Regions from separate parts of the Homo sapiens genome. Here region 2 is linked to region 1. The links are chromatin loops, found by intact Hi-C in ENCODE. Cell type or tissue: heart left ventricle. All regions are shown on one strand. Each heading gives the region's core, and the rest is flanking DNA. Links, peaks and the distances in the headings are about the cores only. Region 1 has its middle 170 kb from the start of LINC01235. Region 2 has its middle 230 kb from the start of LINC01235.

The links. A loop is a pair of places that touch in the nucleus more often than their neighbours do. Peaks named below come from ENCODE experiments on the same cell type or tissue, not always from the same donor. Only the 100,000 strongest peaks of a DNase experiment are listed, where the experiment ranks them.
Region 2: it touches region 1 in a loop (5-fold over the local background); 9 of 110 quality-filtered maps call a loop at or near these places.

Annotation. Positions count from the first base shown.
Region 1 is chr9:13,603,852-13,606,775 of GRCh38, reverse strand. No RefSeq gene overlaps it. Among named protein-coding and RNA genes, the nearest start is that of LINC01235, 170 kb to the right of the region's middle. In heart left ventricle, for the core only: no CTCF peak of the experiment used is centred there; no DNase peak of the experiment used is centred there; H3K27ac peaks cover 737 bases.
Region 2 is chr9:13,663,625-13,666,548 of GRCh38, reverse strand. No RefSeq gene overlaps it. Among named protein-coding and RNA genes, the nearest start is that of LINC01235, 230 kb to the right of the region's middle. In heart left ventricle, for the core only: no CTCF peak of the experiment used is centred there; no DNase peak of the experiment used is centred there.

The sequences.
Region 1 (2,924 bases), core at 319-2,818:
CCAGGGGATAAACAGCCATCCATAAATAACCTCTCAGAAGTAGCCTAAGGAACGTGTCCTGCAAAGAAATCCTGGCTCAGTACATTCTATTTTGTTTATTTTGCATAAAAGTTTTCTTTGTCTAGATTTGCACCAGCATGAAAACACTTCCAGCAAAATACAGTTAATACAACACAAAACCAAGTAGAAAAAAAGAAAAAAGTCCCACCTGAAAGAAAATTGACTGTTGCCCTTTGAAATGCCAAGAGAAAACAGACTTACCTGACATTCTAATGACTTTAAAAAGTGGTGAGAAGAGGAAAAGAACATGAAGGGAATTTCATGCCAGGTACGAATATTCATATCCTCTCACTGAAATCTAGGCCATGAATAGTACAGTTCAAAGCATTTTCTGTATCTGACTTCTAGAGGCAAATCCAACTGTAGTCAATAATGAGACATGCCACAAGACAACATTTGGTTGAAATATAACTGACCCACCAGTACTTGTGAGACAGCTTGAGTTTCTGCGTTTTTGATAATCTACAGGAAATTTACAATTTAAATATTTTTTTTGGAACTTCAATTACTTCACTTTAGAGGGATGAATTCAAGCAAGAAGGGTGTTGGGGAAGGGTGTGATGCACCTATGGACTATTGTATTCACTTTGAGCATAGTCATTTCACTATCACTTGGGGCATCTAAAAATGTGATACAGTTTATATTTGGATGACATGTATACATGCACTTAGCCAAATTCATATAATTTATAAAAATATTATGAACTACAAAGACCCCCACTGGAGATCAGTTACTAAGTTAATTTCTATATTAATAATTACCTAACTTTTAAAAATCAAATAAAGTCCAAAAAATATGAGTCAGATTTTCTTCTAATTCCTTTGATTTCATTTTTGTTTTTGTTTTTTTAATTTTTATCATCAGCACCCTAGGTCAAATTTTTATCATTTCAGAACTGTCTGTTCACGACAACAGACAGCCTTGTAACTGGTTTCACTGCTTCAACCTGTCTTTGTCAGTACACCCCAACATCCACCTCTAGGTTAATTATTTTAAAATCATGCTTTACACATTAATTCACTTGGACCAAAATTTGTGTTTGGACCCCACTTCCTTAAAAAGGAAGTTAAGGAAATTCAAATTCAGTTATATCACTTTCTTCTGCTATTGCAATTTTATAACTACTTGCTTCTCTAACCAAACTCTCTATGAACTATCCTTTAAATCTTTCATGTTACACTGTCTTTTCTTTTATGTACATTATGCCCCTGCTTGGAATGACTTTTCTTCACTTTCATGTCCTTAGGTATAATTTAAGCCCAAACTTCTTCCACAATAATCTCTACTTTTTCTGAAGACTCATGAAATAATATACTACTTACTTTGAATAATTGGTTTATTTGGCTTATGCACCTCTTAAATCTAACTAAATTATAAAGTTTGAGTCTCACAAATCTTTTTATTTCCCAAGCAGTGTTTGTTCACAATTAGTGGAAAGAGACAATTCCTGCTTTAGGAATGTTTGAGCTACTTTATTAAGATATGGTTATCTTAAAGAACGTTGCTTTGATAAGATAATTTCAGTTTTCTAAAGAGTGAGATCATTTTCAGTCTCAATAGTGAAAGGAGGGGTTGGGCTCTCTAACAGAACTAGACATAAGGGGTAAACCTATGGAAATGGAAGAAAAAGCTTAGCCACCTTCCTTTGCTTTTTAAAGAGTCTGTGAAAGTCTGGCTGGGCATGGTGACTCATGCATGTAATCCCAGCACTTTGGGAGGCTGAGGTGGGTGGATCACTTGAGGCAGGAGTTCAAGACCAGCCTGGTCAACATGGCGAAACCCCATCTCTACTAAAAATACAAAAATTAGCTGGGTGTGGTGGCAGGCAGCTGTAGTAGCAGCTACTTAGGAGGCTGAGGCAGGAGAACTCTGGAAGTGGAGGTTGCAGTGAGCCAAGATTATGCAACTGAACTCCAGACTGAGCTGAGATTGCGCCTTTGCACTCCATCATGGGGGACAGATCGAGACTCCATCTCAAAAGAAAAAAAAAAATCTAAAAGAATTCTTACTTAGGGGCTTCTGAAAGGATGTCTGTCACATGAAGAATGCTAACAACCAAGAAAACAGCCTGTATAGTGGACAGTTTGCTCCAACAAATAAGCTCTATTCTGTACCCCAAATTGCCTAGAGTCGGCTGTTAACTTCCTTTTCCTATCTTCAAGATTTAATAAAATTACATTGACTTTTACAGGCTTGTGCTAAGTAAGCAATGGAAAATCAGAAACATGGTCATTTGTCCAGTTTTAAAGGGAGAATTCTTCCTGTGTGGCCAATATGATGGTTGCAGCAGTGTATAGAGAGACAGATCAATACTTAGAATATTTTGTCCACCTCTTTTTTCACAAGAGTCAAAATCAGGAGTTTTGGTCTTATATTATTTTTAATTAATAGGGAAAGGGCTTCAAAATGGCTTACTAGAGGCATTTTGCACTAGCCTTCTTCACTAAGAACCAAAATAGTGAGTAGATAATCACACTTCGAATAGATCATCCAAGAAAGAATACTGGAATTCAACAGAAAAGTAACAGGAAATACCTAAAGCAAGGAAGAAGAGGGAAGTGAGACAGCCTGCTCAGCTGTGATTGGCTTGGAGCCAGGAAAGACTCCTTAATGTGAGGAAAGGGTGAGTGAGAGACCAGTAGCCGTCCACATTCCCACCATGGACTCCCACAATCCTAGCCACGGGAAAGCCCCCCAACCCTCACTGGCCCTGAAACTAACATAGGGAGCCACTGGGGGATTGTGTGACACCATTGTTCCAGAGAGAGAGTTCATGCTGGGTCCCACACACACCCTGACACCTAAGCAGCTACAGCAAAGTGCCATTTTAGAGCTCCACCTCCAACAGATTGCATGCTGTCTT
Region 2 (2,924 bases), core at 94-2,593, 60 kb before region 1:
TGGAATAAGGGAAGGTACTGTTTTTTTGAGACAGGGTCTTGCTCTGTTGCCCAGGCTGGAGTGCAGTGGCACGATCTTGACTCACTGCAACCTCTACCTCCCAGGTTCAAGCGATTCCCCTGCCTCAGCCTCCTGAGTAGCTGGGATTACAGGCACGCACCACCACGCCCAGATAATTTTTGTATTTTTAGTAGAGAGAGGGTTTCACCATGTTGTTCAGGCTGGTCTCGGCCTCCTAACCTCGTGATCCTCCTGCCTCAGTCTCCCATGAGATTTAAACTTGATAATAGAGTCCTATCAATGACTAATACGGTGTTTTTTCTCATAGTAGGTGCTCGGTAAATATTTTAAATTTACTGTCATTTTCTGAATATAAAGTTAACGGAAGTCAACTGCAGCAGGCAGATTGAGTGTAACGATTGCCCCAGTTAGTCCTCTCCCTGTACCTACGTCACTTATAACATGACTTTGCTAGCTGGGCATGGTGGCATGCGCTTGTATTCCCAGCTACTCAGGAGGCTGAGGCAGAAGAATTGCTTGAACTCAGGAGGCGGAGGTTACAGTGAGCTGAGATTGCACCACTCCACTGCAGCCTGGATGACAGAGTGAGACTCTGTCTCAAAACCGAAACCAAAACCAAAACATGACTTTGCACCCCTCCTTTAAGAACTGGAGTTTCTTTCTCTATCCATGGCAACTGAGCTGGCCTTATGATTTGCTTTGACCAATAGAATGTGGCTGAAGTAATGATGTGTCAGCTCTGAGTCTAAATTTCAAGAAGCATATTCTGCTTCCATACTCTGCTGGAATTCTGTCACCACCATTTTGCTAAGTTAGGACTAGCCTGCTGGAAGATTAAGAGACCATGTAAGGAAATTCAGTAGTTCCAGAAACTGTTTTTGACCAGCTGATAGCCAGCTGACTTACAGCTGCCTACACCAATCTACGACTGACCACAGAGATGTGGGTAAGCTCAACAAGAACAGAATAACTCCTCAGTTGACACTTAGTCTCATGAACAGTAATAAAGGCTTGTTTTTTTTTAAGCCACTGATTTTGGGGTTGGCTTGTAGTACAACAATAAGGAATTGGTATATCAACTAGATTAGGAGTTTGTTCAGGAAGTAATGAGGTATGTTTTAAATGATGATCACAAAAGGATTAAGTTCAACATTTCAGAGAGAAAGTAAAGCAAAATAAAATTGCTAGATTACTCAATTTTAGAAAAAAAGGAACCAAAAAAGCATTTGGGAAAAAATTAAAAGAGTGTATGTGTGTCTGTGTCTGCAGTATACCTACAGAAAGCCTAGAGACCTCTACCAATACCTATCAGAAGTTAGAAGGCCAAGAAAGGTGTACACCATACAGCTAAAAGTTAGACATTCAAACAAAATTCTGCCTGCATTACTAGCAAAATCCAAAAAGTTATTCTAGAGAAAAGCATCATTTAAAAAAGCAAAATGTTTCAGTTTTCTGCATATGGCTAGCCAGTTTTCATTAAATAGGGAATCCTTTCCCCATTGCTTGTTTTTGTCTGGTTTGTCAAAGATCAGGTGGCTGAAGATGTGTGGTGTTATTTCTGAGGCCTGTGTTCTGTTCCATTGGTCTATATCTCTGTTTTGATACCAGTACCATGCTGCTTTGGTTACTGTAGCCTTGTAGTATAGTTTGAAGTCAGGTAGCATGATGCCTCCCACCTCCTGCTTTGTTCTTTTTGCTTAGGATTGTCTTGGCTATATGGGCTCTTTTTTGGTTCCATATGAACTTTAAAGTAGTTTTTTCTAATTCTGTGAAGAAAGTCAATGGTAGCTTGATGGGAATAGCATTGAATCTATAAATCACTTTGGTCAGTATGGCCACTTTCACGATATTGATTCTTCCTATCCATGAGCATAAAATGTTTTTCCATTTGTTTGTGTCCTCTCTTATTGCCTTGAGCAGTGGTTTGTAGTTCTCCTTGAAGAGGTCCTTCACATCCCTTTCTAACTTGTATTCCTAGGTATTTTATTCTCTTTGTAGCAACTGTGAATGGGAGCTCACTCACGATTTGGCTCTCTGTTTGTCTGTTATTGGTGTAGAGGAATGCTTGTGATTTTTACACACTGATTTTATATTCTGAGATTTGACTGACGTTGCTTATCAGCTTAAGGAGATTTTGGGCTGAGACGATGGGGTTTTCTAAATATACAATCATGTCATCTGCAAACAGAGACAATTTGACTTCCTCTCTTTCTATGTGAATACGATTTCTTTCTCTTGCCTGACTGCTCTGACCAGAACTTCCAATACTGTGTTGAATAGGAGTGGTGAGAGAGGGTATTCTTGTCTTGTGCCAGTTTTCAAAGGGAATGCTTCCAGCTTTTGCCCATTCAGTATGATAATGGCTGTGGGTTTGTCATAAATAGCTCTTATTATTTTGATATACTTTCCATCAATACCTAGTTTATCAAGGGTTTTTAGCATGAAGGGGTGTTGAATTTTATCGATGGCCTTTTCTGCATCTATTGAGATAATCATGAGGTTTTTGTCATTGGTTGTGTTTATGTGATGGATTACATTTATTGATCAGTGTATGTTGAACCAGCCTTGCATCTCAGGGATGCAGCTGACTTGATCGTGGTGGATAAGCTTTTTGATGTGCTGCTGGATTCAGTTTGCCAGTATTTTATAGAGGATTTTTGCATCAATGTTCATCAGCGATATTGGCCTGAAATTTTCTTTCTTTTTTTTTTTTTTTTCGTCTCTGCTGGGTTTTGGTATCTGGATGATGCTGGCCTCATAAAATGAGTTAAAGAGGAGTCCCTCTTTTTCTATTGATTGAAATAGTTTCAGAAGGAATGGTACCAGCTCCTCTTTGTACCTCTGGTAGAATTTGGCTGTGAATCGGTCTGGTCCTGGACTTTCTTTTGGTTGGTAGGCTATTA